Regions from separate parts of the Homo sapiens genome. Here region 1 is linked to region 2. A link is an interaction called in ENCODE POLR2A ChIA-PET data of the cell type or tissue named here. Cell type or tissue: OCI-LY7. All regions are shown on one strand. Links, peaks and the distances in the headings refer to the core of each region. The heading gives the core; the rest is flanking DNA.

The links. ChIA-PET counts read pairs that join two places held together with the same protein. Peaks named below come from ENCODE experiments on the same cell type or tissue, not always from the same donor. Only the 100,000 strongest peaks of a DNase experiment are listed, where the experiment ranks them.
Region 1: POLR2A ChIA-PET joins it to region 2 with 9 read pairs; 20 of 35 experiments call an interaction of 5 or more read pairs at or near these places.

Annotation. Positions count from the first base shown.
Region 1 is chr2:43,083,100-43,098,462 of GRCh38, reverse strand. LOC107985876 reads left to right here. Exons shown (of 3, transcript XM_047446566.1): 2 at 423-505. LINC02580 (long intergenic non-protein coding RNA 2580) reads left to right here. Exons shown (of 2, transcript NR_151714.1): 2 at 423-717. LOC124907756 (a long non-coding RNA gene) reads right to left here. Exons shown (of 2, transcript XR_007086299.1): 2 at 14,363-15,363. It also overlaps the pseudogene RNU6-242P. Among named protein-coding and RNA genes, the nearest start is that of LINC02580, 12 kb to the left of the region's middle. RefSeq lists enhancers at 10,894-11,432, 11,433-11,972, 13,522-14,288, 14,289-15,055. In OCI-LY7, for the core only: no CTCF peak of the experiment used is centred there; no DNase peak of the experiment used is centred there.
Region 2 is chr2:43,228,983-43,244,345 of GRCh38, reverse strand. It overlaps THADA (THADA armadillo repeat containing), which reads left to right. Exons shown (of 38, transcript NM_022065.5): 37 at 11,464-11,633; 38 at 13,003-13,495. The coding sequence ends at 13,398. Among named protein-coding and RNA genes, the nearest start is that of LINC01126, 9.5 kb to the right of the region's middle. In OCI-LY7, for the core only: no CTCF peak of the experiment used is centred there; a DNase peak (open chromatin) is centred at 10,645; H3K4me3 peaks cover 603 bases; H3K27ac peaks cover 2,506 bases.

The DNA.
Region 1 (15,363 bases), core at 5,029-10,028, 140 kb after region 2:
TCTCTTCTTTGGGATGTGTGCTGTAGGAATTTAAACACTGTGCTATGGAAATGCCCAAACTAGCCCACATGGAGAGACCCATGTGGAGGAGATCTGAGGCCTCCAACCTGCAACCAGGCTCAACCACTAGATTTGTGAGTGAATGAGCCTTTAGATGATTCCAAACTCCAGCCTTCAGTGTTTCCAGTGGAGGCCCCAGTCAACAGAGAGCAGAGACAAGCTCCTCCTGCTGTGCCCTGTCCGGATTCCTGACCCTGACTGGATACCAAACATAATTAAGGGGTGTTTTATGCCAATATTATGATAATTTGTTACACAGCCATAATGACTGGAACGCACACAAGATTTCTTGCATCCTCCCCATGTTAATTCATATTCCCCTTGCTCCAAGCCCAGCTCTAAGCTTAACTCTTCTCTTTCAGGTTCAGCTTGGTTGTGACCTCTGCTAGAAGCCCTCCCTGGCCTCCCTGTGCACTGAGCTGGTGGTTCCTCCTTTGCGCCCCAGGTACATGCTCAGATCTGTGTACCCTACACTTTGTCCTCCAGCTTCGTGTTTGGATGTTCACAACTCCCATGAGAAGGGCCCCCGAGAGCTGGCACAGTGCATGTGTTTCCTCTCCAGACTTCTACAAACCTGGCACATAATTGTTTGCTGAAAGATGGCATGTTCCTAAAACAGAGGAAGTAGAACCGAATAAAGCGAAATCCAACTTCCCACTCCCTGCTCTCACTTCCTCTGGGACAGGCCTTGAGCAAGAGAGACAAAAAGAACAAGAGATGATCTTTCCCTTTAATGGGATTTCAGTCTGATCAGGGAGATAGTAACAGAAAGACTAGACTAGACTAGTGTATGATTAAATGACATTTGCCATCCCCAGAAGAGGGAGAGACCTGCATGGAACAGGGTGGTCAAGGCAGGCTTCCTGGAGGAGGCAAAGACTTAGATTTAACAGTACCAGAGCTCCAGGATAGATCCTCCTCTGACTGAACTCCCTATTTCTTTCTCCCACCCCAACCTTCCCGGGTCCCCAGCTGAAGGGATACGTGTGTGTGTGTGTGTACATGTGCCTGCACACATGTACACATGTGGTTAGAAAGGGGGTATTAGTATCTCTCTCCTAGGATGGAGTCTCAAGGACAGGCCCATCATCTCCTCAGTTTGCCCCTCTCTCTCCCACTTCACCTAGGGAATGGAATAAGAATGGGATAAGTATAACACAATGAGACGAATGCAGAACCAACTAGATGTACACCCAACAATGTGGATGAACCTTAAAACAGTGCTGCCTGAAGAAGGCAAGAAACAGAATGAAATCTGCAGCACATCATTCATATAAACTAAAAATACATGCACAGAGAAAGGCCACTTTTTTTTTTTTGGAGACAAAGTTTCGCTCTTGTCACTCAGGCTGGAGTGCAATGGCACGATCTCGGCTCACTGCAACGTCCACCTCTAGGGTTCAAGCGACTGTCCTGCCTCAGCTTCTAGAGTAGCTGGGATTATAGGAGCCCACCACCATGGCCGGCTAATTTTTGTCTTTTTAGTAGAGACGGGGTTTCACCATGTTGCCCAGGCTGGTCTCAAACTCCTGACCTCAGGTGATCCACGTGCCTCGGCCTCCGAAAGTGCTGGGATTACAGGCGTGAGCCACCGCACCCAGTCAGCAACGTATGTTTTGTAGAGACACAGACAAAGATGTGATGTCAAACACACTAATGTGGTTGCCTCATTTATGGATGGGGGACTGGGCTGGTGAATGAGGATTAAAGGAATAAATAAATAAAACAAGAGAGGGCCTCTGTACAGAACGGTGATGACAGCGTGCCGTCGAGGAGAATGATGAACTCAAACTTTTGCACCTGAGAGCCAAACAAAAGCTCAAAACCAAAATCTCTCTTAGAAATGATGCCACTGACTTTAGGATGGCACTCATATCTGTGTGAGTGGGAGAGAGAAGGGTTTGGGGCAGGGATTTGACTGTAGCTGTAATGTTTTATTCCTTTAAAAAAGATAAGATAATCTGAAACAAAATGTTAATATCTGTTGAATCTGGGGAGAGGCTATGAGGGTTTCTGTTAAACCATTTTGTGTACATTTTAAATACAGTCATGCATGAGTTAATGATGGGGAATAAGTTCTTAGAGATACGTTGTTAAGCAGTTTTGTTATTGTGTGAACATTATCGAGTGTACTTACACAAACTTAGGATGGAATAGCTGACTATATAACTTAGACTATATGGTCTAGCCTATTGCTTGAAGGCTGCAAACCCATACTCCATGTTACTGTACTGAATAATGAAGACAAGTGTAATACGATGGCAAGTATTTGTGTATCTAAACATAGAAAAGGTACAGTAGAAATGTGGTATCGTAGTCTTATGAGAGTACTGTTGTATATGCAATGCTTTGTTGACTGAAACATCATTATGTGGTTCATGACTGTATATCATAATTTTAAAAAATATTTTAAGAGGTTGCCAATCAAGACACTACAAACTAATTTTGTGGCTTTTGTCAAAATTCATTTCTTTCTTTCTTTTTTTTTTTTTTGTTTTGAGACAGGGATCACTCAAGCAATCCTTCTGCCTTAGCCTCCCAAGTTGGTGGGACTACAGTCTTGTATGCCACCACGCTTGGCTAATTTTTTTTTTTTTTAAATTATTGAATAGAGATGGGGTCTTGCTATGTTGCCCAGGCTGATCTCAAACTTCTGGACTCAAGTGATCCTCCCTTCTTGTTCTCCCTAAGTGGGATTACAGATGTGAGCCACTGTGCCTGGCCCTGGCTAAATTTTAAATTATTTTTGTAGTGACAGGGTTTTGCTATGTTGCCCAGACTGTCTTGAACTCCTGGCCTCATGTAATCCTCCTGCCTTGGCCTCCCAAAGTAGAATTCATTTCTGTTGCTAGGTTGGCCTCTGAACAGTTTTACAGAGCTGAATGCTCTAGTCTTCTGTGACACAGTCTTTTTCTTTTTTTTTTTTTTTTTTTTGAGACGGAGTCTCACTCTGTCACCCAGGCTGGAGTGCATTCGGCTCAATCTCGGCTTACTGCAACCTCTGCCTCCTGGGTTCAAGGAATTCTCTTGCCTCAGCCTCCCGAGTAGCTGGGATTACAGGCATGCACCACCATGCCCGGCTAATTTTTGTAGTTTTAGTAGAGACGGAGTTTCATCATGTGGCCAAGTGGTCTTGAACTCCTGACCTCAAGTGATCCACCCACCTCAGCCTCCCAAAGTGCTGGGATTACAGGCATGAGCCACCATACCCGATGACACAGTCTTAATAAGGAGAAGAATATGAAGAATTTGACTTTTTATTGATGCTAAAAGCATTAATAAATAAGATCTTTGGAAAAATGTGGAAAATGGAAAATGTCACTGCCTGCTGTCTGTAGGGTGAAATGAAATGGCTAAAGAGCTATAGGAGCATTTTGTTCTCACTTGTTGGGTCAGATCAACTTCCCAGGACTTTTTGGGAAGATCACAAATCCTAGACAATCGTACTGCACTGCTCTAGGAATTCTTGGAGGGCTGGAAGTCTCACAATTAGGGCTTTTTCTCTGGGCACCAACCTGACACGCATGGCAAGGGGGCTGAGCAGTTGTCTATGGTATAGATGCTATATTCTATGACTCCTGTTGGCCCTAGCCATAGCTGATTGGTATAGAGGGTCAAAGCTGGGCCAATCAGATTATCTGTCTCAAGATTCTGGAATTCTGAACTGGGGCAGAGACAGGGAGCTGTGGGAATGTGGTTGCTTTAATGGGAATGTTCTGGTGAGGAGATGCATTGACTCCAGATGCTTACATCCTTTCCTGAGGCTCAATTGTTCAACCTTTTCTTGAAATTTAGGGCCAAACAAAAGGTCAAAACCAAAATCACTCTTAGAAATGATGCCACCGACTTTAGGATGGCACTCATATCTGTGTGAGTGGGAGAGAGAAGGGCTTGGGGCAGGGATTTGACTGTAGTTGTAATGTTTTATTCATTATTGTGAATTTTGTCATATTATTGTGATTTGTCAGGGTTGATTTCTATTACTTGTCCTATGGAGTAGGTTACTATATTTTTGTCTTCTCACCTTCCCCTGGTGCTGCTGTTAATACATATGGTATCTTTATTGAGTTAGAAAAAGATGCCTGACTCTGGGTGGACAAGCAAGAAAAAGCTGTTCTTTCCTTCAGGCGGACACAGCCTCTAACGAGGGTGGAAGGTTTGGCCAGTGGAGCACGGGCTGGGTTTCAGGCCATACTCTGCTCACTTCCTTGGCCCAGCCCTTTTGTGCATTGCACAGATGACATCCCCATTTATGGCGGCCTTACACCTGTCCACCATGTGCTTTTGGGATGATCTGTCTTCTGCAGCTAGGCATTGTTCAGAATATGAAGGGCTATTCCAGACAAGATTCACGGGACATGGACTATCATGCAAGTCCTATTCTGGACTTTAAGGCTCATGACAAAGATGTTAAAAGTCAAACCTGCTCAAAGTCAAGACTTAAAGGAAATGTAGAAAAACTCTCTGGCCTGATAAAGTCCACAGAAGCCTCATCTTCTGATGAATGATCTTCAGGCTTGAAAGGATGCCTTCCTCCAAACAGGCTGGCAGACATTCTTGAAATGTCAAAGGATAGGCCAGGGGTGGTGGCTCACGCCTGTAATCCTAGCACTTTGGGAGGCCAATGTGGGCAGATTGCCTGAGCTCAGGAGTTCAAGACCAGCCTGGGTAATGTGGTGAAACCCCATCTCTACTAAAATACAAAGAATTAGCTGGACATGGTGGTGCGCGCCTGCAGTCCCAGCTACTCGGGAGGCTGAGGCAGGAGAATCACTTGAGCCCAGGAGGCGGAGGTTGCTGTGAGCCAAGATTGCACCACTGCACTCCAGCCTGGGTGACAGAGCAAGACTCCATTTCAAAAAAAAAAGAAAAAAAAGAAAGAAAGAAAGAAATGCCAAAGGGTACTCTTCCATCCCCCTGTGAAAAAAACTAAAAAACTAGTGGTGAGAAGTTAAGAGCAAGATCACAGGAACAGATGACAAGGAGGTGTCTGAAGGCCACAATGAGAGTGACATGGAAACCAGTCAAGGCACTGATGGCCATGGGAAGAAAATGATCTCAAGGAAGAGATAATTCCTTGAGAGGAGGCTGCTCCAGCTCTGATTTGTTCATTCATTTTACAGTCAGGAAGCCACTCCACCCCAGAAGAAGGTAATATGAGTCCTACTACCTTTCTGAAAGGAAGGTGAGTACAGAAAAGCAAGACAGTAACTTTCCCAAGCCAGGGAACCCCTGTCTCCCCAACTTCTGCATCATGTAGACCATTTGTGTCTACAACTTACAGGAGGCAGTGTAGACTAGCAGTTGAGAATGTGAGTCTAGAATCAGAATGCCTGGGTTCAAACCTCAACTCTGTCACTTTCCAGCTATTTGGCCTTGGACATATTACTTAAACATTTGTGTGTTTTAAAACGTGTACACAATCCTTTGACTCTCTTTCCATCAAGAAGTGGAGCCTATGTCCCCTCCCTTTGAACCTGGGTGGAAATGTGGGAGTGCCTAGACAAATAGAATGTGGCAAAAGTGACACTGTGTGATTTCCAAGGCTAGGTTAGAAAAGACCCTGCAGCTTCTGATGATTCCTTTAGGGACACTCATGTCGGGAGGCTTCAGCTGCTGTGAAAGAAACTCAGCTACCCTGAGGCTGCCTTGTAGAGGGACTGCATTTAAAGTGAGAGATTCCTGAGGAGTTCCAGCCATCCAGCCCCAAGCAGTGTGAACCTCCTAGTCTAGACCCCAGCATTTGAGCTGACCTCAGCCCCAGCCACCAATTGACTGCAAACTCATGAGACACCCTGAGTGAGAACTGCCTAGCTTAGTCTCTGTCAACCCTCAAATTTCAGGAACAAAATAAATGATTGTTGTTGTCTTAAGACCACTGTTTGGGGATGGTTTCTTATCATGCAATAGATAGCTGATGCAGACTTTTCTATAACCTAGAAACGGAATGCTGCCATCACAGAACCTAAGTCATGTGGCTTTAGGACTGGGAGATGGGTAGAGATTGTAAGGACTTTGAGGATATTGTTGATGGAAGTCTGATAGTTCTCAAGGAAGTTGCTGGTGAGGGCTTAAAGGAAAGTGAGAAATTTTTATTAGAAGCAGGAGGAAAGGGGACAAACCCTTATTACGTGGTGGAAGAAAGTTAGTAACATTGTCACTTGAAGCTATGTGAGCAATAGAAAATGTGCCTAATGAAGGCTGGGCACGGTGGCTCACACCTCTAACCCCAGCACTTTGGGAGGCCGAGGTGGGCAGATCACATGAGGTCAGGAGTTCGAGACCAGCCTGGCCAACACGGAGAAATCCTGTCCCTACTAAAAATACAAAAATTAGCTGGGCTTGGTGGCTCATGCTTGTAATCCCAGCTACTCGGGAGGCCGAAGCTGCAGAATCGCTTGAGCCCAGAGGGCAGAGGTTGCAGTGAGCTGAGACTGTGCCACTGCCCTCCAGCCTGGGTGACAGAGTAAGACTCTGTCTCAAAAAAAAAAAGAAAAAAAAGAAAAATGAAAAAGAAAATATGCCTAATGAACTAATGGTTTGGGCTAAAACAATTTTTAAGCAGACTGTTGAAAATGCTAGTTGGATTAGAAAATGCTAGTTGGATTATTTTAGCTGTATATGATAAAGACAGAGAAAGATGAGTTAAAAGGAAGCTTTAACTTTCAAGCAAAATTTATAAAACATATACAAGAGCCAGGGGCTTGCTGGATTTGAAAATAAATCTGCTTTTCATTCTCAGCCTCCCAGATGGCAAAAGATTCTCAAAGTATGAAAGGGCTTCAGGACAAAGATAAAACCCAGAGTGGGACTATAAGAACCTTTGTTAAAATCTCAGAAATATCTAAGGCTTCATAAAATATTTTGAATAGACAAAGGCCCTCTAAGTATTTCAAGAGTGTGCCTCAGTGCTCGCTTCAGCAGCACGTATACTAAAATTGGAACAATACAGAAAAGATTAGCATGGCCCCTGTGCAAGGATGACATGCAAATTCATGAAGCACTTCATATTAAAATAAAAACAAATTAAAAATAAAATGAAAAAGAGTGTGCCTCACAGATCCTCTTCATTAAACAACAGGGCTTCTAAGTATCTTAAGTAAATCGTTTTACACCAGCCTCACATTGAGAATGTAGAGAATGTTTTCTTGATGAAATGTTTGGTTATAGCTTTTGACTAACAGAGTGAGCCCCAATAGGATTCATGGGAAACCCACACAGTTTTTAATAGAATTATTTTGTCAGAAGCACCACCAGCTTGGGCAAAAAGGGTCAGAATAGTGTGAAATGAAAAAAGGCTTTTGGACCCCCAAAATTCTATGGGAAGGAAACAAGCTGAAAACTACTCAGTTGGAAACACCAGGTGTATTGGTCTGTTTTCACACTGCTGATAAAGACATACCTGAGACTGGGCAATTTACAAAAGAAAGAAGTTTAATTGGACTTACAGTTCCACATGGCTGGGGAAGCCTCACAATCATGGCAGAAGGCAACGAGGAGCAAGTCACATTTTACGTGGATGGTGGCAGGCAAAGAGAAGATGAGCTTGTGCTTCTTTTTTTAAAACCATCAGATCTCGTGAGTCTTATTCACTATCACAAGAACAGCACGGGAAAGACTTGCCCCCATGATTCAATTACCTCCCACCAGGTCCCTCCCACAACACGTGGAAATTCAAGATGAGATTTGGGTGGGACATAGCCAAACCATATCACCAGCCATTTTTTATAGAGAAAGAAGGATGATTCAGAAGGTGGAACCAAGAATCTAGAGAACAGAGCCAAAAGCCACAAAGAATCATTCCCAGGCAGTAGAACTGAGCCCTAATCAAGAAATTGGCAACACAATATGAGCCTGAATGGATTTCAGAATTGCTATGGACCAGTCATGGCTCTGTGCCTCCTCTCCCCTCTCTTGAATAAGAGTGTTTATAGTGGCTACACTATGCCTATCTCATCATTGGATGTTCAGTGTGTAAGCAGCAGATAACTTTTTTTTTTTTTTTTTTTTTGACACAGTGTTTCACTCTTGTTGCCCAGGCTGGAGTGCAATGGTGTGATCTTGGCTTGCTGCAACCTCCGCCTCCTGGGTTCAAGCGATTCTTCTGTCTCAGCCTGCTGAGTAGCTGGGATTATAGGTGCCTGCCACCATGCCCAATTAATTTTTGTATTTTTAGTAGAGAGAGAGTTTCACCATGTTGGCTAGGCTGGTCTTGAACTCCTGACCTCAGGTGATCCAACTGCCTTGGCCTCCCAAAGTGCTGGGATTACAGGTGTGAGCCACTGCATGCGGTCCAGTAGCAGATAACTTGTCTCTTTAGTTCACAAGTCTCTGAATAAAGAGGAATAGTACTTAAGGAAATGTGCCTGAGGAATTACATCTGAGGAACTTCCTCCATACCTGAATGGTTGATATAATGGGATCCTAGACCTCTCTAGCCTAAATCTGATGCCATAATAGATGAGATTTTGGGGGATCTTTGCAAAGGAATGAGTATATTTTGTATGTGAAAGGAATGTAAATAATTTATGTCCAGAGGATAGACTATGGTGGTTTTAAATATGGCTCAGATTGTTGACCCATTTCCTATCAAGAAATGGAACTGTTTCTCCCTCCTGCTGTACCTGGGCAGGCCTTTTTAACTGCCTTAACAAATAGAATGAGGTAGAAGTGACACTGCATGGCTTCCAAGTTCTGGATCAGGAAAAGTGACGCAGCTTCTGTCTCTCTGGATATATGCCTTTGGATTGCTGAGTGGCCATGTAAAAAACTCCAGCTATAGCCGGGCGCGGTGGCTCATGCCTGTAATTTCAGCACTTTGGGAGGACAAGGTGGGCGGGTCACCTGAGGTCAGGAGTTTGACACCAGCCTGGCCAACACGGAGAAACCCCATCTCTACTAAAAATACAAAAAAAAATTAGCCAGCCATGGTGGTGGGCGCCTGTAATCCCAGCTACTCGGGAGGTTGAGGCAGAAGAATTGCTTGAATCTGGGAGGCAGAGGTTGCAGTGAGCCAAGATCGTGTCATTGCGTTCCAGCCTGGGCAACAAGAGCAAAACTCCGTCTCAAAAAAAAAAAGTCCAGCTATTTTGGGGCTGCCATGTTGGAGAGCTCATGTGGAGAAACCACACAGATAGAGAGATGCCTGAAAGACCCTGGCTTTCGCAGCCTCCGCTTGTTTGTGTCCTCCCAGCCCAGGCACCAGACCTGTGAGTGAAGAAGCCTTGAAACTGATCCTATCCTCAGTCACAGTCTGACTACAGCTTCATGAGACCCCAAGCCAGAACTTCCCAGCTGATCCAAAGAAACCATGAATGATAATAAATGATTATTGTTGTTTTAAACCACTAAGTTTGGAGGTGGTTTGTTATTCAGCAATACATAACCTCTTTTCTAAGTGATCTAGAAAACAGGACAAACAATAATACCTACTTCAAAGGAGGGAAAACAAGTAAGGAGTAAATGAGTTAGACTTTGTAAAGCACTGAGCTCAGGGTCTGGTATGCAGTAAACTCTCAATGAATGCTATTTACCCTTTACAGAGCTTCTCAGTGGCTGGTATCTTGAATGATAGTGAGTCAAACAAAAGTGGTGTTTACTTTAAGTGTACTCTATTTAAGAAGGAACTATGTGCCTGACAGTGAATGTTTGTTGAATAAATGAAAAAAGACAATGATTTTCTTTTTGGGGGGGTGGTCGCTACTCTCCAAAGATGGCCCTGGATGATATTCATTCCCTTCTAGAGTTCCTTCCCGTGCTGAATCTGGTCCAGGCTTGTAATTCACCTTAAGCAGCAAAATATGTCCAAAGTGGTGCCAAGCCATTGCCAGTCCTAAACTTTAATAAGGCTTGGTGACTTCCACTTTATTACTTCTGGGAGCCCTTAGCTGTGATGTAAGAAGTCTGGATACCCTCTTGGAGAAATGCGCATGAAGAGGAGATGTGGAAGGGCCACATGGAGAAGGAGGAGCCCATACAGGACAGCAGGAGAGAAGGAATCCCATCAATGCACCAGTCCCAGCCTAGCCCAGCCCTCCAGGTTCTTTCCAGGGTACCTGACATGTGAGGCCACCATCTTGACTCAGCCAGCCCAGTCTAGCTCCCAGATGACTTCAGTTCCAGCTGCCATCTGGCTGCAGCAGCATAAAAGTCCCTTGGTGAGATCAGTGGAAGAACTGCTCAGCCAACTTATAAAGTTATAAGAGATAATAAATGTTTGTTGTCCATTTTAAGCCACTGCATTTTAGAGTGGTTTGATACATACAGGTAGATAACCAAAAAGTAAGTGCCTAGGACAGCGCCTGCCATACAGCAGGCATTCAATAAATATTGGCTGACTAAATGAATGAACCTCTTCATTCTCTTCCTGTGAAACCTTTTCTGCCTGGGTCTGGGCCTCCTGAGACGCCCTCCTTACCTGCTGCTCACCCCTCCTCACCTGCTGCTCACCCCTCCTCTTCTGCCTTGCCCATGTCCCCCAAGGAATAGGGGACTAAAGTAAAATGGGTGCTCCTGTTGGGTTCCCAAGAGCACAAAACCCTGAAACAGGTCTCCCTTGTGAGGAAATTCCAGGCTGTAGATCTCTAGGTATAATGGAGGCAGGTCTCTGTAAGTTTGTTAAGAGAAAATAGAAGAGAGAATCTGTTCTGGTTCTCTCTTGGGTTTGAATTCCAGTCTCTCCAAGTCCTGACTGTGTGGCAATGAACTGCTGATTCAACCAACTTCCTTATCTGGAAAATGGGTTCAATGTCAAGGCCTTAGTGTAAACAAGTAACCATGACATCCTTGGTACAGCACCTGGAGTGTGGGAGGTGCCATGGGGTCATTAGTGTGTCTGCATCGTGGATGAATCTCATAGACAGGATGAACTAGGTAAGCTGGTCATGAAAGCACATGCTGTTGGTGATTCCATTTCAATGAGGTTCAAAAAGAGGCAAAATTAATTGATGGTGAGAGAAGTTCCAAATCACGGTCACCTCTGAGGGGGACGAATGTTGACTGGGAAGGGGATCCAGGGAATCTTCTGGGGTATTTGCAGTGTTCTACATTTCATCCAGGTGTGTTTGTATGTAAAAGTTCATCAAGCCACGCCATTAAGACGAGTGTGTTTTACTGAGTGTGTTATATCTCCCTAAAGAAGTTGAAAAAATGTTCGCATGTCTCCCCTTCATGCAGGAGTGATCTTCAGGAATTCTCCAATTCTAGGGCCTCTTGCTCCTCATGGGCTCTCTGTCCTGCCCCCTCACCCCAAGTCTGCCCTAGAGCAGCTTTGGCAATGATATCTTCCTGCATTGCATGAATTGGCTGGCACTGCCCAGCCTGGCCTGGGGCTGAGTTCCAGGATGGGAGTCATGTTGAGGGATGCATTAACCTGCTCCTGAGAGGGCAGAGTGGCTGGGCTTGGGTGTCCTCAATGTCTCTGGGGGCTGGTGAGTGGGAAGGGGGCCTCACCCCTATACACGGGGATGTCTGGCTGTGTTGGGGGCCGGGGGTGTTTGGAATAAGCGAGCAACAGCGGCACATCCTTGGCATGACGGGCCCGCTTCCTGGAAGGAGAGCAGGGAGGGGTGCTGCTGAGGGTGTCCAGGTTGGGCTGAAATGAAGAGCCTGTCCTGCTCACAACCCTGCTATTTGGAACCTGGAGCCATGACGTTCCTCAGAGTTTCCATTCTCTGTGCTGCAGCTGTTGGTTACGTGTTTCATTCAAAATGCTTTGCAGGAAGCAGCAGGCTTCACATTCCAGGGTTTGTAGTCATTTTTTCTCTCAGAGCTCTCGGGCTGGGATTAGAATGTTCTTCAAGCCACACTGTCCTCGGCTGGACTCCCCAAGAGGAAGTGGGTGGGTCTCTGGGGGAAGAGAACATAGGCCTAAATGCAGGGACGGAATGAAAAAAGATTGGCCAGGCGTGGTGGGTCACGCCTGTAATCCCAGCACTTTGGGAGACTGAGGCGGGCAGATCACCTGAGGTCAGGAGTTCGAGATCAGACTGGCCGACAAGGTGAAACCCCGTCTCTACTAAAAATACAAAAATTAGCTGGATGTGTTGGTGGGTGCCTGTAATCTCAGCTGCTTGAGAGGCTGAGGCAGGAGAATCACTTGAACCTGGGAGGAGGAGGTTGCAGTGAGCCGAGATTGCACCACTGTATTCCCGACAGAGCAAGATTCCGATTCAAAAAAAAAAAAAAGAAAAAAGATTAAGGCCAGCACAAGTAACTCCTAGAGAGGCCAGCTGAGTTGAGGCCCAGGTATAGTGAAGGGTAGAAAGCTGGTGGGTGGTGGCTCTTGCCCTCCCCAGCGTTAGGCCAAGGAGAACGCAGAGCCTGTGGTGTGTGCACGTGTGTGGTGGGGTGGGGGCAGGGGGCGTGAAACAGACTCAGTGCTGGCCTTTTATCCTGATGGACCCACACTCATGCTTCCTCTCACTGTGGTCACTGCCCTCGGGCTGAGGGAGAGGGTGACATGGGTGTCACTTGCTGAGGCGGCAGCAGGAGACGTATCCTCAGGTTTGGGGCAGGCAGGGGAGCACATTAGCACGTGGACCACATAGATACGTGGATGCAGACAAACAATGACGAATGTTTGCTAGAGTGTCTGCTATGCTCCTGGCACCCGGGTGGGTGTTGGGAATAATACCGCAGGTACAAGACAGACTCTATGGTTGCCATCACAGGAAGGCCTGGCAGAGATGGCCTGGAAGGTGTCCACTGGGATAAGGGAGGGAGAACAGATTCAGGCAGTGGGGGCTGGTAGGCGCCAGGCTCCAGTGGACAGAGATGGGAGCAGGCGAGTGTAGACCGCCGTCGTAGATCCCGGGAAGGAGTGGTACCCAGAGAGTATGAAGGAAGGGCAGAGCCCAGGAAGGAACTTGCAGGGGGTGTGGAGTGGCTGAAGATCTGGAAGGGGAAGGTGACGGACAGATTAAGTCCTGGGGTCCTGAGACAGGGCTCCCTCTCCAAGTCATGAAAAGCCCAGAGGTAGGCTCAAGAGGAGGAGGAGGAGGAGGAGGGGAAGGGGCAGGGGCCACAGGCAGCCACCCCTAATCCAGTGTCACCCTTTCCTTTGCGCTCCTGGGGCAGAGGGAAGGAAACCCTCCCTAAGGGTTAGACCCTCATTAGGCTCTAATGAGAGCCTAAGTCTGGCACTTTAGAGGTGACAAAGCACTTTTGCTTCCCGTGTAGGCAGAATTCTAAATATGGCCCCCAATATTTCCATCCGAACCCCTGAACATGATAAGACATCAAGCCCATGATCATGTGAAATTATATGGCAAAGGGATTTCAAAGACATCATTAAGGATAGAAATCAGTTGACTCTGAGTCCAAGAAAAGAAAGATGAGTTGGTAGGGGCCTAATCGAATCACACGAGCCCTTTAGAAGCAGAGGGTTTTCTCTGGCTGGGGGCAGGAGAGGAAGTCACAGATGTGAAGTGTGAGGGAGGGTTCGATACATCTTTGATGACTTGAAGAAGGAGGGGACCATGTGGAAAGGACTCGAGAGAGAGCAGCTTCGAGGAGCTGATAGAGATCCCTGGCTGACCGCCACCTCAGTCCTGCAACTGCAGGAGTGGAATTCCGCCACAACCCGAATGAGCTTGCAAGGAGATGCTTTCCCAGAGCTTCTGGAAAAGAGCTTCTGATAGGAGCCAGCCAGCTCACACTTTGATTTTCAGCTTGTGAGACCCTAAGCAGAGACTATAGCTGAGCCCACCTGGACTTCTGACCTGAAGTGTGAAATAAGAAATGGGTAGTGTTTAAGCTGCTTTGTAATAATTTGTGATGCAGCAATAGAAAACGAATATACTCCACTTTCTCATTTAACCCTGAGAAGGTCTTTGGGAAGCATCTGACGACTCCCTCTGCAGATGGGACAGGCTAAGTGAGGCCCTCGGTTTGCAGGTGCCCAGCTGCGGCTCAGGGCTGAGCCTAGCTGATTTTTTGGTATCACAAACGCTTTTCCCACCTGAACGGCCACAAAGGAACCACAGGCACTCAGCCTTGGCCAGGAGCACCAGAGGTGGGGGACCTGCATCTCACACTCCCCTTTCTAAGATGCACCTCAGCAGATGCAATCCTGCTGGAGCCTGCAGGGTACAAAGCCATCCCAGCCCCGCCACCTCCCTGGAGAAGAGCAGAGCTCTTGGCAGAAACCAGAGAAGGGCAGTGACCTCAGCCTCCCCCTTCCTCTCAGATGACAAGTCTGGGCTCTGTTAAGGCAAGAGACAGGAACTGAGATCCAAGGAGCCATGAGGTTCGGCTTCCCCTCCCCAACATCCAGTAAAAAGCATTCTCTGACTTGTCGGGATGGGGATTTTTTGAATTTTATACTCGTTTTCTGAATCATTTGTTGGGCACAGTTGGGCATCTCCTAGGAGTCCAGAAATGTTTGCAGGGAGGGAGGTTTTGTTCCTGCTTTATTGATTAAAAAGCCCTAATGAAGGTTTTCTCATTCCTGCAGAGGCCTTTTCTAAAAACCTCCTTAATTCTTCCCAGATGGCGTCCAGTTCTCCCTCCCCAGCAGGGTGGGGCTTCAGAAAGTAGGAGGGCTTTGTGTCTGGCCGACTGGGGATCTCAGCTCTGTCACTTAGTCCCTGAGGGGTGCGTGGGGGCAGGCAACCTCCCCAAGCCTCAGTTTCTTCAGGAGTTTCTAAGATGCAATGAGCCAACAGATATGCACAAGGTCCCTGGCAGGCAAGAAGGAAGCACTCACTATTGCTTCCTTACCCACGTGCCTGAGCACAACACAAGAACTACCTTGGAAATATTTTTTCGACAAAAGAAAACAATTTTGATTCTCATGACAGGCAGGCCTGGTTGGCCAGCAGCAAGAGTCTTCTGTCAGCAAAGTTTGCCTTTGTGCTTCACCTTGCCGAAGCTACTTCCTCCATCTGTGGCGCATTTCCTTCTTTCCAGCCCTCCCTGGCCAGATCCCAGGCCCTGGGAGCGGGGACACACTTGAAACCTCGGCAAGAGTCTTCGAGTTCAGTATTGCAAAGGGAGGTCAGGGTTGAATGGTGGAATCCAAGGCCCTGGAGCAGATGGGCCAGTGTGGGAATATTTTCGGGCAGGGGAGGAGGATGTTGCCAAGGTCCCTCAAGGTGTCTGTCGGGTGGGGACCAAAAGCAGTGGTTGTGCAAGCCTCTCTCCTGCTTGGGTTTATCCTGACTGTCTATTTGCAGGTTTGGAGGTTTGAGCTGAATCCTCTTAGAAGTAGCTTTTGCTGTCCTTGACATTTGAGAAAAATCTGCTTGACTTCAGCAGGTCCTGGGGGCAGAGTTTGGGAATGTGGGAGTGGTCATGTGTTTG
Region 2 (15,363 bases), core at 7,926-12,925:
AATCCATTCCTTATTTGCTACTGTGGTTTGAAGTGAACAAATGCAAGTATTTTTCTAGGGTTTGAGCTGAGTGTACTGTTAACTGGCTATAATTTATCAGTCCCTTTTTGGTGAAGTATGTCCCTATTGAATAAGAAGTGCACACTTTTTAACTCTTATGAATTGCTTATTTTCATTCATATTGGCTGTGTCCATTTTTAAAATCAGGGGAAAAATTTTATTTACCCAGTGTTTTGAGGTGGGCCCACATTTTTAAAATCATAGTTATTTTAACTTTAAAAATAAAGATTTTTTGGAATGTATTGTTGATTAAAAATAATAATAAAGATTTTGAAATTATCTTTTCTTTTAAATGAAAACAAAGGATTTGCTAGGGTATTTCTGGTTTCATAATAGGTCACCAGGAAACATGTTTACATCAGGCAGTCATAGGTTTTAGGCATGTAACACTTCTGTGGAGTTTGTATTCTTTGGGAACTGGACCTGCAGGTATTCTGGGGAACCCAGGCCATTTGTTCCATTTGAAAATAGCTAAAGCATGAAGAAAAGGCAAATTCTTAGAATTTTAAAGGGTTTTCTCTCAAGTAGTTTTAAAATTTCAAATGATGGTGTTGTATCCCTTCCCTTCAGACCTGGAATCACATTTTCCCCTCAAGACAGAAAGGGCTCTGCGGCAGGTTGTGCCTGGGAAGGGGCTGCTTCTCATTTGTGGCCACCTCTCTGCCCAGGAGCTGGTGAGGAAGGGTGAACTAGGGGATGCCTTTCAGAACAAAGGAGGTGAGGAGATGAGCCCCTCCACATCTGCCCCAAATAGAGACCGGCGTACTAGACTGAGCACTCACAGAGACGTTCACGAAGGGACTGTTTGCGGTTGTGTGAGATTGGAGGCAGGCCTACAGCAGGGCTTCTCATCGTTGGCACTGTGGACATTAATTGGGGTGGTAGGGCTATCGTGAACACTGTAGAATGTTGAGTAGCATCTCTAGCCCCTACCTACTAAATGCCAGTAGCACCACCAACTCTGACTCTGACAACCAAAAATGTCTCCAGACACGGGCAGATGTACCCTAGGAGCAGTGTGCCCTCTGGCTGAGAACCATGGGTGAAGGGAAGCAGTCATGATGTTGAGGCACCTACAGACAAGAACAGTAGGAAGCCCTTCCCACCCCTCTGGCTGAAAGGGAGACCCCAGGAATAGTGGAAGTCAGGGAGGAGGAGCTGCCCAGCAGGTGCCCTAGCCATGAGGGATGCAGCCACTGCTAGAATCTTCGCAACTTTCTGGGGAGGGTGCAAGAAAGAAATACCGCCAACTCCTCTCACTTCTACCCTCCAGTATACCAGTGCTCCCTTCACATTAGGAGAAGTCAGCTAGAAGCCCGGTGGCAAGGACACCTGGGTAAGGCAGTCTATTGAAATCAGCATCTTGGGGCACTGGGCAGGGTGGAGGAGGGGCACAGAATGGAAAACGGAAAATAATCATTCTGTTCATCCATCCATCCATCCATGTATTCAGTACTTATGAGCAGCTTAGCAAAGTGGTCAAGAATGTAGGTGCTGGGCCGGGCACAGTGGCTCACACCTGTAGTCCCGGCACTTTGGGAGGCCAAGGTAGGTGGATCACTTGAGCTCATGAGTTCAAGATCAGCCTGGGCAATATGGTGAAACCCTGTCTCTACCAAAAATACAAAAATTAACCAAGCATGATGGTGTGCCTATAGTCTTAGCTACTTGGGAGGCTAAGATGGGAAGATGGCTTGACCTGGGAGATGGAGGTTGTAGTGAGCTGAGACCACACCACTGCACTCCAGCCTGGGTGGCAGAGCCAGACCTTGTCTGCACAGAAAAAAAAAAGAAAAAAGAATATAGGTGCTGGAGTGCTGGAGTCAGATAAGCCTGGATTTGTATCTGGCCCTACCACTTGCAACCTGTATCCTGTATGATCTTGAACAAGTTGTTTATCTAAATGTCAGTCACCTTGAGTATAAAATGGCAACAATAATTCTATCTACCTAGACCTTATTCTTGCAATCTTGGATTTTTCCCCAATGGGAAAATGCAAGTCACAAGTAAATTGCATAGTATAAGACCACAGTCAAGTGCTAAGCGGGTGGTATCTGGGCAGTACCCAGTGTTGGTTTTATAGACAGTCCTGGGAAAGGAAAGACACAGGGTTCAGCCATGAAGTGCCCCCCTCAGCATCTGTGAACACCTTGAGCACTGTGCAGATACAGTGGAGAAAAAGTCCCCAGTGGGCTGAGAAACACCACAGGATCTGCGTTGCGTCCTGAGGGACAGGCCGGCAGGCTAAGTGAAAAGGAGGAAGAAGGGACCCCAGAGCAGGGAATGGTGAGTGAATCAAAGCCAAGAGAGTTGGAGGGAGGGGGAAGGCCCAGATAGCAGTGTGGGGAGACCACTGAGATGAGGTTTGGTTGAGGGACTCAGTGTTCTCTCCTGTAAAAGTAAGGGGAGGGCCTGGGGCCAGCTGCCTTCTTCAGTACCATTTCACAGGGGTCACCAACTCACATGTCCACAGAGACCACTCAAGTGAGCACGCACGTGAAAGGCGCGCGATGGGAGGCAGTAGGGCGGTCCCAGGCTGGAAGCATCCGCCTTCTGTAGGCGTGGCCACCGCTCTGCTCCAGCAGCTGCTGCCGTCTTCTAATGCAGGCCTAGAGACACCACAGTCTGATTTTCCTAATTTTCAAAAGATGCTAGAAATTTGGATCTTTATGAGAATTGCCCTGATTTTTTTTTAAATCCATGTGAGCTGTACTAAATAGTCCCTTTGCACCCCTGTCCAGACACTGCTGGTAAGTCCAGACAGGGGTGCAAAGGGACTGTTTAGTACAGTTTAGCTGACACAACTCAGCTTAGAACCCAAGTTGTGTGTGTTTGGATTCTGCCTCCGCATATACTTTCTTTTAAATAGTAGGCTCTAAGACTTAAAACAAAAAGGATGCCAGGCAAAGTGGCTCACACCAGTAATCCTAGCACCTTGGGAGGCCTAGGTGTGTGGATCACTTGAGCCCAGGAGTTTAAGACCAACCTGGGCCACGTGGCAAAACCCGTCTCTACAAAAAATACAAAAATTAGGGGGGACATGGTAGTTTGTGCCTGTAGTCTCAGCCACCAGGGAGGCTGAGGTGGGAGGACCACTTGAGCCTGGGAGGTCGCTGCAGTGAGCTGTGATTGTGCCACTTTGCCCTAGCCTGGGCGACAGAGTGAGACCCTGTCTCAAAAAAATAAACATAAAAAAAAGGAAGAGGGGTCCACCTGGGCCCGGTGAAGTCTGAATTCCCCCCAGACTTAATATCATGGCCAGGTAGGGATTTGGGGGAAGGGATGGCTGTGGACAAGGGCACAGACAGGGACGAGGGCAGAGAGAGGGTGGGCCATAGTCCTGGTGCTGCACCCGGCCCTGGCACTTGGCCCAGTGCATGCTGGGACTAGGGCTGCCCTTGAGAGCTCTGGCCAGCACATTTGGTTCTTCTTTGATGAAATTTTTTAAATTTTCAGATAAAGGACAGAGACTGTTAACCACAAACACCTATGTTCCCCGACCCAGACTTCCTACTGGGTTCTTTGCAGCTGGGGAGATGATCCCCTTCCATTCCTTAGGACACTGACCTTCCTCTGGGCCATTTGTCTCCAGTAGGGGTCAGCTGGGAGCTTTTAATTGGTGGTAAAGGTTGAAATGATGGCATTTGATAGCATGGCCATGAATGTACTCACAGAGTGCCCCACCTGGAATCCCAGCTCTGAGCCTGGGCTCTGATGGCCCTGGTGGGTGGAGAGCCCTGGCTAGTCTCGGAGTAGAGGGTAAGGGGAGGTAGGGGACTGAGAGGCTTCTGGCAGCCCCAGGAAATGTTGACTGGCAGAGTCAGCTGAACCGAGCTTGTTTTTCATGACTAATTTAAAGTTCAGGCTCTTCCCCTGCTAAGGGGAAGTGAAGACGACCATGGAGAAGACTAGAAATAATGAGGTTATCTGGAAACGGCCTCATGAAACCTGAATGTATTTTTGCTCAGAAAAAAAGAAAGTGCAGTAACACTCACTCCGTCAGACGCTGCCTTTGCTGCCCAGGCCACCCCAGCCTGCCTGGCCTCGCCTCCAGTCCTCCCTTTAGTGGGCAGCTTGTCTCCCTGCGGCCCAAGCTTGGGCTCCTCACTGCCTCTCGGTTGTGTGTGTCCTCTCACCCACCCTGCTTAGCCTGTCTGTGAAGCCACCTCCTCCTTCCACATTTGTTTTTCCTTTCTGTCTTTTGATTACCCCTACTCATGATATAATTTGTCTGTGTCACACACCGTCTTCGACTGTTTCGTCACACTTCGTGTGGGTCAGCTTGCCTCTGGCAACTCTTCTCTCTCTTAGAGTGGTTTTCTGGGTGGTTTTCCTCATGTTTCACACAGCGTCCTCCACACACAGGTGATCAATAAATACTTGTGGGTAGATAAAATATCAGATTGATGGGTGAATGGGTGAGTGGGTGGATGGGTGGTGAGTTGGTTGGATGGCAGGGCCACCCAACACCTTGGCCAGTCCCCTAAAGCTGAGGGATTTTTCAGATGCCTGAAGGAGGATTCTCCAGAGCTAGGGGCAGGGAGAATTCAACCCATTGCCATTTGCACAGCATTTACTATGCTGATTGCCCTCTCTTGAGAAGGACTAGAAGGCAGACTTGACCAATGGCCTTAGTCTAGAAGTCATCTCCCCCATAATACTTTAAAATCAGACCATGGGCTTTTTAATCCGTGGTCTGAAATAGTTTTCAAGGTTGGCACCTGGAAGACATCCACTTTGACATCTTTCTTTCATTCAGTAGTTGAAAGCAACCTCAAAGTCTGTGACTTACCTGTCTACCTGCCTAGAAATTAATAATCACTTCCCCTAGTGGGGGGAATCAGAGGCTGAGATTTGTAGTGGAGGCAACACACTGTGTGAGGCCTGGGTCTTCACCTCCAGCCCTGTTGGGGGGCGGGGGATGGGGGTGGAGGCGCTCATCGTGGAGGCAGAGAAGAAGCACCAGGGAGTATCAGCACATAACAGGGTTTCTGATAGCTAGGCATCTGCCTTGGATGGGGAGCCCTGATGTGGCTGGGGCAGTAGCAAGATGAAGGCTATACTGCAGCAGCCCTGAAGGCTCTGGTTTGCTTCCCTCCTCTGCAGTCCCAGTGAGTTATCCCTTCACAAGGATGGAAGGCACCAGATTAACCAATTCTAAATGCTGATCCATCACATTTCCAACATGATTCCAAATGACCACATGTTAATCCCACTTGTGTAGGCCTACCACAGACATGAATGTGTACCAGCTAACCCCACCCATTTGAAGCACTCCAGGAAGATTCTAGGGCATATTTCTTCTTGCCCTAGCAGTGTAGCCGGTGGGAGGAAGAGCCTCGGAGATCATTTATTCCCCACATTGACGTCTTCCTCCCACCAACCCCCAGCTCCCACAGCTCTTGGCATGTGAACCACTCCACTGAGCACCTGATGTCCCTGCTGTTGCCTGGGTGTTTGTCTTACCTTCCCACCTAGACCTCCTGCTTCTTCATTCCCTTTTGTGGCTGATTACTATTCCATTGTATGAATTTATAACAGCATTTTATTTATCCATTTATTAGCTGATGGACATTTGGGTTATTTCCACATCTTGGCTCTTATGAACAAGGCTGCTATGAACATTTATGTACAAGTTTTTGTGTGGATGTGTCTTTTTTCTCTCTCTTAGATACACTCCTAGGAGTGCAGTTTTTGGGTCATAGGTTTAATCTTTTGAGGAGAACTGCAAGACTGTTTTCCAAAGTGGCTACACCATTTTACACTCCCACTAAAAATGTATGAGGGTTCCAATTTCTCCACATCTTTGCCAAAACTTAACTTTTTTTTATTATAGTCATCCCAGTGGGTGTGAAGTGGAATGTGACTGGGGTTTTGATTTGCATTTTCCTGATGATTAATGATGCTAAGCATCTTTTCATGTGTTTATTAAGAGTATTAAGAGTTCTTTATGTAGTTTAGATACAGTCCCTTGTCAGAGACAGGATTTGTTCATATTTTCTCCCTTTCTGTGAATTATCCTTTCACTTTCTTTTTGATGTTACTTTGAAGCACAAAAGTTTTCCATTTTGACAAAGCCCAGTCTTCCTTCTCTCCCTTCTTTCCTTCCTCCCTCCCTTCCTTCTTTCCTTCCTTTTTTTTTTTTTTTTTTTTTTTTTTTTTTTTTTGAGATGGAATCTTGCTCTGTCATCCAGGCTGGAGTGCAGTGGCACGATCTTGGCTCACTGCAACCTCCACCTCCTGGGTTCAAGCAACTCTCCTGCCTCAGCCTCCCAAGTAGCTGGGACTACAGGTGTCCACCACCACGCCTGGCTAATTTTTGTATTTTTAGTAGAGACAGGGTTTCACCCTATTGGGTCAGGCTGGTCTCGAACTCCTGACCTCAGGTGATCCACCCACCTCAGCCTCCCAAAGTGCTGGGATTACAGGCATGAGCCACAGCACCCAGTCTGACAAAGCCCAGTTTCTCTAGTGTTGCTTGTGTTTTTGATGTCATATCTAAGAAGTAGTTGCCTAATTCAAGGTCATACAGATTTACTTCTATGTTTTCTTCTGTGAGTTTTCTAAGGCCAAGCGTGGTGGCTCAAGGCCGGGCGTGGTGGCTCACGCCTGTAATCCCAGCACTTTGGGAGGCCGAGGCGGGTGGATCACGAGGTCAGGAGTTCAAGACCAGCCTGGCCAAGATGGTGAAACCCCGTCTCTACTAAAAATATAAAAAGTTTAGCCAGGCACAGCGGCAGGCACCTGTAATCCCAGCTACTCAGGGAGGCTGAGGCAGGAGAATTGCTTGAACCTGGGCAGCAGAGGTTGCAGTGAGCTGAGATTGCGCCACTGCACTCCAGCCTGGGTGACAGACAGACTCCATCTCAGAAAAAAAAAAAAAAAAAATCAAATGAGTTTTCTAGTTTTTGCTCTTACATTTAGGTGTTCGGTACATTTTAATTTTTGTATATTGTGTGAGGTAGGGGTCCAACGTCATTCTTTCGCAGGTGTGTATCCAGTTGTCCCAGGATTACTGGTTGAAAAGACCGTTTTTTCCCCATTATTTTGGTACCCTTGTCAAAAATCATTTGACCATAAATGTGAGGGTGTGTTTCTGGACTCTCAGTCTGTTGATTTGTGTAATCTGCCCTTGCTGTTCTGTTGATCTATATGTCTATCCTTATGCCAGTACCACGCTGTCTTTATTCCCTGGTTTTTTTTTTTTTTTTTTTGAGACAGAGTCTTGCTCCATCACCCAGGCTGGTGTGCAGTGGCGCGATCTCGGCTCACTGCAAGCTCCGCCTCCCGGGTTCACGCCATTCTCCTGCCTCAGCCTCCCGAGTAGCTGGGACTACAGGCGCCCACCACCATGCCTGGCTAATTTTTTTTTTTTTTTTTGTATTTTTAGTAGAGACGGGGTTTCACTATGTTAGCCAGGATGGTCTCGATATCCTGACCTCATGATCCACCCGCCTCGGCCTTCCAAAGTGCTGGGATTACAGGCGTGAGCCACCGTGCCCGGCCCACGCTGTCTTTATTCCTATAGCTTTGTAGTAAGTTTTGAAATCAGGAAGTGTGAGTCCTCCAATTTTGTTTTCTTTTTCAAGATTGTTTTGGATACACAGCAGATTCTTTATTTTTTGTAGCAACACGGTCTTGTCTCAAGTGATCCTTCCACCTTAGCCTCCCAAAATTAGGGGATTACAGGTGTGAGCCACTGAGCCCAGCCTCTCAGCAGATTCTTAAAACACACTTGTTGCTTGGCTGCTTGCTTTCTTGTTTCCTTGATGGACTGGCCAGCCTGTAAGAGCCTAGCTGGCCTGCATGCTTAAGTGACAAATTCCTCTCCCTACTCCAGCCTCCCTTCATAAGGCATTTGGCCAGTAGAGATCTAGGCAGTTCTGGCTGAGCTGTCTTAGTCCAGGGCAAGGTAGTAAGAGACCGAATTTGGCAGGTTGCAGCTGGTCCCTCAAGCAGGAGATCTAAATCCAACTCATCCTTCCCCCCGCATCCCCAAAACATCTCAGCATTCCTTCCTCTTCTGTCCTTGCCTTGCAGGCTTGGAGTCTGGGTAGTTAAGAGTTCTATCTAGACCCACTTCTGGCCACATCACACCAGCTCTTCCCTTTTGCCTGTCATCCCGCCACTCTCCTGCCCCTTCCTAACCATGATTCATGGCAAAATGGTGCAAGATGGGCCAGGCGTGGTGGCTCACGCCTGTAATCCCAGCACTTTGGGAGGCCGAGGCAGGTGGATCACAAGGTCAGGAGATCGAGACCATCATGGCTAACACGGTGAAACCCCGTCTCTATTAAAAATTCAAAAAAAATTTAGCCGGGCGTGGTGGCGGGTGCCTGTAATCCCAGCTACTCGGGAGGCTGAGGCAGGAGAATGGCATGAACCCGGGAGACGGAGCTTGCAGTGAGCCGAGATCCCGCCACTGCACTCCAGCCTGGGCGACAGAGCGAGACTCTGTCTCAAAAAAAAAAAATGGTGCAGGATAGAGGCTACCTGTCCTGTCAGGTGGGGCTAGTGCAGCAGCCTAGCCTTCCTTGGTGGCATCTCTGGTCACCCCCATAGGTTCTTTATGGACTCAACAGGAATGTCACTTGAGCTGCAGATACTGATTTTGCTGATGGATGATGAAATTTTTTTCTTCCCTGTTGGGCTTTCAGTCCTTGCCTTAAGGAGACCATAAAAAAAGTGGTGGGAGGCCAGGTACAGTGGCTCATGGGTGTAATCCCAGCACTTTGGGAAGCCGAGGGGGCAGATCACTTGAGGTCAGGAGTTCGAGATCAGCCTGACTAACATGGAGAAACCCCGTCTCTACTAAAAATACAAAATTAGCCGGGTGTGGTGGCGCATGCCTGTAATCCCAGCTACTTGGGAGGCTGAGGCAGGAGAATCTCTTAAACCTGGGAAGCGGAGGTCGCGGTGAGCCGAGATGGTGCCACTGCACTCCAGCCTGGGCAACAAGAGCGAAACTCTGTCTCAAGACAAAACAACAACAACAAAAAAGTGATAAGCTGGGCACAGTGGTTCATGCCTGTAATCCCAGCGCATTGGAAGGCTGAGGCGGGTGAATCACTTGAGGTCAGGAGTTCAAGACTAGCCTGGCCAACATGGTGAAACCCCATCTCTACTAAAAATACAAAAATTAGCCAGCCATGGTGGCAGGAGCCTGTAATCCCAGTTACTCAGGAGGCCGAGGCAGGAGAATCGCTTGAACCCGGGAGGTGGAGGTTGCAGTGAGCTGAGATCACGCCACTGCACACAAGCCTGGGCAATACAGCAAGACTCAGTCTGAGAAAAAAAAAAAGAGTGATAAACCCACTGGGTGCAGCGGCTCATACCTGTAATCCCAGCACTTTGGAAGGCTGAGGTGGGTAGATCACTTGAGGTCAGGAGTTTGAGACCAGCCGGGCCAACATGGTGAAACCCAGTCTCTACAAAAAATACAAAAATTAGCTGGGCAAAAACAAAATTATCTGGGTGTGGTGGCACATGCCTATAGTCCCAGCTACTTGGGGGCTAAGGCAGGAGAATTGCTTGAACCCAGGAGGCGGAGGTTGCAGTGAGCCAAGATCACGCCACTGTACTCCAGCCTGGGCAACAGACTCTGTCTCAATCAATCAATAAAAGTTGAAGGGAAAAAAGAAAGAAAAAGGCCACTTAATTATCCCTTCTCTATACAGATTCTCAGCCAATTGAGAACTGCAGAAAGGAGTTAGGTAGAGGTAAAAATGGAGATTGTATTGTAGGTAGAGGCCCAGTCAACACATGGCTCAGACCCACAGCCAAAATGCACCTTCACCCCCTCCCCTTTTCTGTTTCCTGGTTTAAATCTGGGTTCTAGGCTGCAGAGCAAGCAGCATGGGGAACGGGGACACTAAAGGGCAAGTGTCCTGGGGGACTTATCTGGAGCTCTCAAGATGGTGAGATCAGTACTTTCACCTGCTTACATGCAACTAGGTGCTGCTGTGTGACCTCTGAATAGTCCTGGCCCTACTGCAGGGTCACTACCCCTGCTGACCCCACCATCAAAACCTCTGGATTGTTGATGCTGGGTCTCCAAATCTGCGCTTTGCATGCACCATGAAACTTGTTGCCAACTGTAATTTCTTGATGTGTGCAAGTGGGTTACATAATACCCAACCCATAGGATGCTAGAAGGACTGGGGAGACAGCATTTGATCAGGGCCTGGCACTCACTAGGCCCTCAGTGGGGCCATCCCAGTAAGCCTGGTTCAACACCCACGGGAACTAAGCCTGCTGTTGCAGATTCTCGGTCGTCTGCCTGTGTGCCGAGTAAGTCTTTCGGGGGCCAGATGGTCAGGGTAAGTCTGTGTGCTCAAGTTAGAGATGTGGATTTGGGAGTGATCAGGGCTCAATAGAAATGCATCATTGAAAGACAGGCCTTTCAATGTCAGTTGGTGCAAGATGGGCCTACAGAGGTCCATTGTGCAGTGGGCTTTCAGTCCCGTGTTTCAGACACCCTCCAGGTTTGGGATGGGAGGGGCAGAGTTGTTAGGGGAAGTGACAACACCCCTGAGCCTCCCTCCAAACCCATATTTAGGATTGTCTAAGGCCAAATGTTGAAATAAGCAATGGTTTCCCCAAGGCCCCCTGCTTCCTCTTTCTGCACCCTTCTATTCTTTCAGTGCCCTTCCTCCAAGCACCCAGGAAAACAAGGGTCCAAAAACAAAAAACTCCGAGACAGAGGGCAGCAAAATAGGAGCCAAATGCAGCCTACCACCTGCTTTTTACAGCCCATGAGCTATCAATGGTTTTTACATTTTTAATTGGTTGGGAAAAAATAATATTTTGTGACACATTAAATTCAAATTTCAGTGTCCATAAATAAAGTTTTATTGGAACACAGCCACAACCATTTGTTTACAGATTGTCCATGGCTGCTTTCAGCCGAGGTGAGGAGGTATAGGCTTGCAAAGTCTAAAATATTGACTCTCTGGCCCTTTAAGGAAAAGCTTGCCGATGCCCTGCTCTAGGATGTGTCTTGTGCCCAAGAGATCTGCTTTCCAAGGAAAGGGCAAACCAGTCAAATCCAGGCAGATGTGCAGAGGAGACACTGGACAGGGAAGCCTTCCTGATCCTTCTGGTGACACTGGAGGAGCAGAGGGGAGATAACTCTCTAATCCTGCAGATGGAACTGCTTCTGTCCACACTGAGTTAGGGGGCATGGAAACAGTGGGTTCAGGCCTATGACTCATTCTAACAGTATAAATAGCAGGATTCAGAAGGTGATTAATCGTCTCCAGTGAGCCCACCCTACCAGCTTCCCTGCCAGGCTGGTGGCAGCGATTTTACCTGAGGCCTTTATTGTTCCCAGGGTCCTGCAGGCTGCCCTGGGGTCGGCCCTGAGCAGTATATTCATTGCTCACCTTTCTCCTGTCTTTGCAGAGTTTGCCTTCTGCCAGGTGGATGCCTCCATCGCTCTGGCCCTGGCCCTGGCCGTCCTGTGTGATCTGCTCCAGCAGTGGGACCAGTTGGCCCCTGGACTGCCCATCCTGCTGGGATGGCTGTTGGGAGAGAGTGATGACCTCGTGGCCTGTGTGGAGAGCATGCATCAGGTGATCCCGGGGTGTCAGGGGAGTAGGAGGCAGGGTTGGAGTGTCCTAAACCCGCTAGATGCAGCACCTACAGCCTCAGCTGGGCTTTTGCATGCTTAGACACAGAGCAGGAACCACTAGGAAAGTCACCCACTGGGTGCTGCCGAGGACACGGGGACACTCTTAGGCTGACTTCTGGGGTGCTGATGGTCAGCCTCCAGCTTAGCCAGGGGAGAGAACTCGGAAAGAAGCCCCTGGCCGGGCACAGCGGCTCATGCTTGTAATCCCAGCACTTTGGGAGGCCAAGGCAGGCGGATCATGAGGTCAGGAGATCGAGACCATCCTGGCTAACACGGTGAAACCCCGTCTCTACTAAAAATACAAAAAATTAGCCGGGCATGGTGGTGGGTGCCTGTAGTCCCAGCTACTCGGGAGGCTGAGGCAGGAGAATGGCGTGAACCTGGGAGGCGGAGGTTGCAGTGAGCCGAGATTGCACCACTGCACTCCAGCCTGGGCAACAGAGCAAGACTCCATCTCAAAAAAAAAAGAAAAGAAAAGAAAAGAAAAAAAGAAGCCCCTGGATGCGGAGAGTTTTATTATGGAGACTGCTTGTTAGTCAGTATTGGAGTTAGCCTGGGGCTTCCCAAAGTTAGGTCTGAGGGTGAAGCATTTTCAGAGAATTAGGATCTTTGCTGGGAACTTCCTGCTTGAAGAAAACTATTATTAGCCCCCTCCAGGGTGGGTGCAGTCACAGATAGGGAAACTGAGGACAAAGACAAGCAGCAAAAGCATCCTGAGAACTGAAATTGATCGCCACCAGCATCTGACTCAGCTGGCCTTCTTGGCATCCCCAGCAGGCCAAGGGTTCAAAACGCATTGTCCCTCTTTATGAGAAATTTGGAGACATGGTAAGTGTCTGACAAAAGGACCTTGAGAATCACAGTGTTATAGAAACAGGACACAGCCTAGTGTCCTGTGTTTGGAGATTCCTTCCTCTCTGGCCTGCTGCAGAGATGACCTTTCCTCCCTCCTCTCCAATTTCCAGCTGCACCTTAAACTCTAGAGCCCACTCCCTTGTTGAAGTCCCCTTTTCAGCATCCATCCCCCAAAGTATCTTGACTTTGAACCACAAACACATCTTTATCCAAGGTCATGTTAAGTCTGGGGAAAAAATTCCTCTCTGGTGGAGAAATACAGTGAGTGAAAATAGAAGGTGACCTTCAAGGCTGCAAGTGGTGTGTGTACATGGATGTTGACAGGCAAGAGTGCACCCTCTGTCAGGTGGGGGAAGGGAAACCCCTCTTGCATCTGGCAGGGTACTGCTTGGTCTGGACTGGGGCTTGTCACCATTCCCTGTAAGACTGACTTTCGGCTTTTTCATCTGATTTAGGTGGAAGAAGACTACCTGTTTGAAAAAGCAGAAGTCAACTTTTGGGCCGAGACCCTGATCTTTGTGAAATACCTCTGCAAGCACCTCTTCTGTCTCCTCTCAAAGTCCGGCTGGCGTCCCCCAAGCCCTGAGATGCTCTGTCACCTTCAAAGGATGGTGTCAGAGCAGTGCCACCTCCTGTCTCAGTTCTTCAGAGAGCTTCCACCAGCTGCTGAGTTTGTGAAGACAGTGGAGTTCACAAGACTACGCATTCAAGAGGAAAGGACTTTGGCTTGCTTGAGGCTGCTGGCCTTTTTGGAAGGAAAGGAAGGGGAAGACACCCTAGTTCTCAGTGTTTGGGACTCTTATGCAGAATCGAGGCAGTTAACTCTTCCAAGAACAGAAGCGGCATGTTGAAGAAAATCTGGGGGATTGGGATGGGGGTATGTGTGGATTTTTCCTCCACTAAATCTGCAGGAAACATGTTGAACATAAATTCAAAAATTTTATCCCATTCATGCCTCCCCTACTTCTGTGAGTCCAGTCGTCTGTCACTCCTTACAGAGAAACTTTTCTTCAGTTCACTCATTCAGGGCAGCCTATTTTATTGCTGCTACTGTAGGAAGTGAGGCGACTCCGTTGCAGATTTACTCTGTCCCCAGGTGCAGGCCACCTGCAGGCCTGAATGAGCCTTTTTCATCCCCCAGGGCCTCTAATGCCCTGCCATAGCCGCCCTGCATTCTCTGTGAAATGACTACAGAGAGTTGGATTTTAGCACATACACATGATCCCTCCCCTCTCCCCTTTTCTGGCTTTATGTAGGGGCTGGATTAGTTGGCAAACAGCCCATTTGGTCAGATTTGTGAATTTTGTTCCATTTTAGCAAAGCAGAAATATGTTCCAAATGTTGGATCCTGGGAGAATTCAGGATCAACTTTGCACAAATAATTTATTTTTATTGTCTGCATGTGTTAAGTCCTGCAGTGACCTACACATTCCATCCTAATTATTCAAAGAGCCATTGAGCATTTCCCCTACCCCCCAAAAAGTATGCTAATGCTAGGAAACCTGATTTTGCCACCCAGTGAAAGTATATCCGTCCTCTTAGCTGTGAGGAGGAACCTGGGGAAAGGAGAGTCAGAGAAAATGACTTATTCTGTGCCTACATTGTTTACCTATCGCTTGGTGGCAGTAACAAGTGTCTCACTTAAAATGCCATTAAACACATTTATCAGCTGGGCGCGGTGTTTCACACCTGTAATCCCAGCATGTTGGGAGGCTGAGGCGGGTGGATCACAAGGTCAGGAGTTCAAGACCAGCCTGGTCAAGATGGTGAAACCCCCGTCTCTACAAAAAATGCAAAAAAAATTAGCTGGGCGTGGTGGTGGGCGCCTGTAATCCCAGCCACTCGGGAGGCTGAGGCAGAGAATTGCTTGAACCCGGGAAGCGGAGGTTGCAGTGAGCCGAGATCGCACCACTGCACTCCAGCCTGGGCGACAGAGTGAGACTCGTCTCAAACACTCAAACACACACACACACACACACTCTCACTCTCTCTCTCTCTCTCTCACATCCTTTGCAGTGATTTTAATCTAGAAACCTTAATGATTTTCTTCCTTTTCAAGCCCAGCCCAGCCCTCTTCCTCACACATCCAGCAGGTGGCGCTCTTGCAAACGTTTTGCTGCTGGTCCAGTTTTTCACTGGCTCACCATTTTTCATTTATAATTTCAGAATAAGTGTTACCCACTAATAGTTATCTTGAGAATCATAGCTTTGGAAGGGTAGTAGCTTCATCCGCATTCATTTTTCATCCTACTGATCTGAAAAAAACATTTCATAGTATGTAAATTTGCTCCAGATTTTAGGGTCTGTAAAAAAAAAAAAGTACTCAGGTAAATGATCACTTAGAGTAATTTCATTGATGTTTCACAGAGTCTGAAGGGGCGGGTTAGAGGAGAGTGAGTTTACAATCATTTCCTACTGCAGAAAAGCTCATATTTCAAATGTAATTCATCGCTCTTCGAGAGAAAACCATCTAACACTAAAAATGCAGCTGTAAGCCAGGCATGATGGTGCACACTTGTAATCCCAGCTACTCAGGAGGCTGAGGTGGGAGGATCGCCCAGGAGTTCATGCCTGTGAAAGGCCACTGCACTCCAGCCTGAGTAACACAGCAAGACCCCATCACTAAAAGAAAGGAATTTAAGAACAAAAAAGCAGCCATACTGGAAGTATAGGAAAGGGGCTTTGTAGGAAGAGGCAGGAAAGAAGTTAACTCAGTGTCCAAAGTTTTGTCCTAAAGAGAACAGGAAATTCCCTGGGTGGTTTTGCAACCACTCGGCCCCAAATGTGGTTTTTGTGATCCTGAATTAATTACCTAG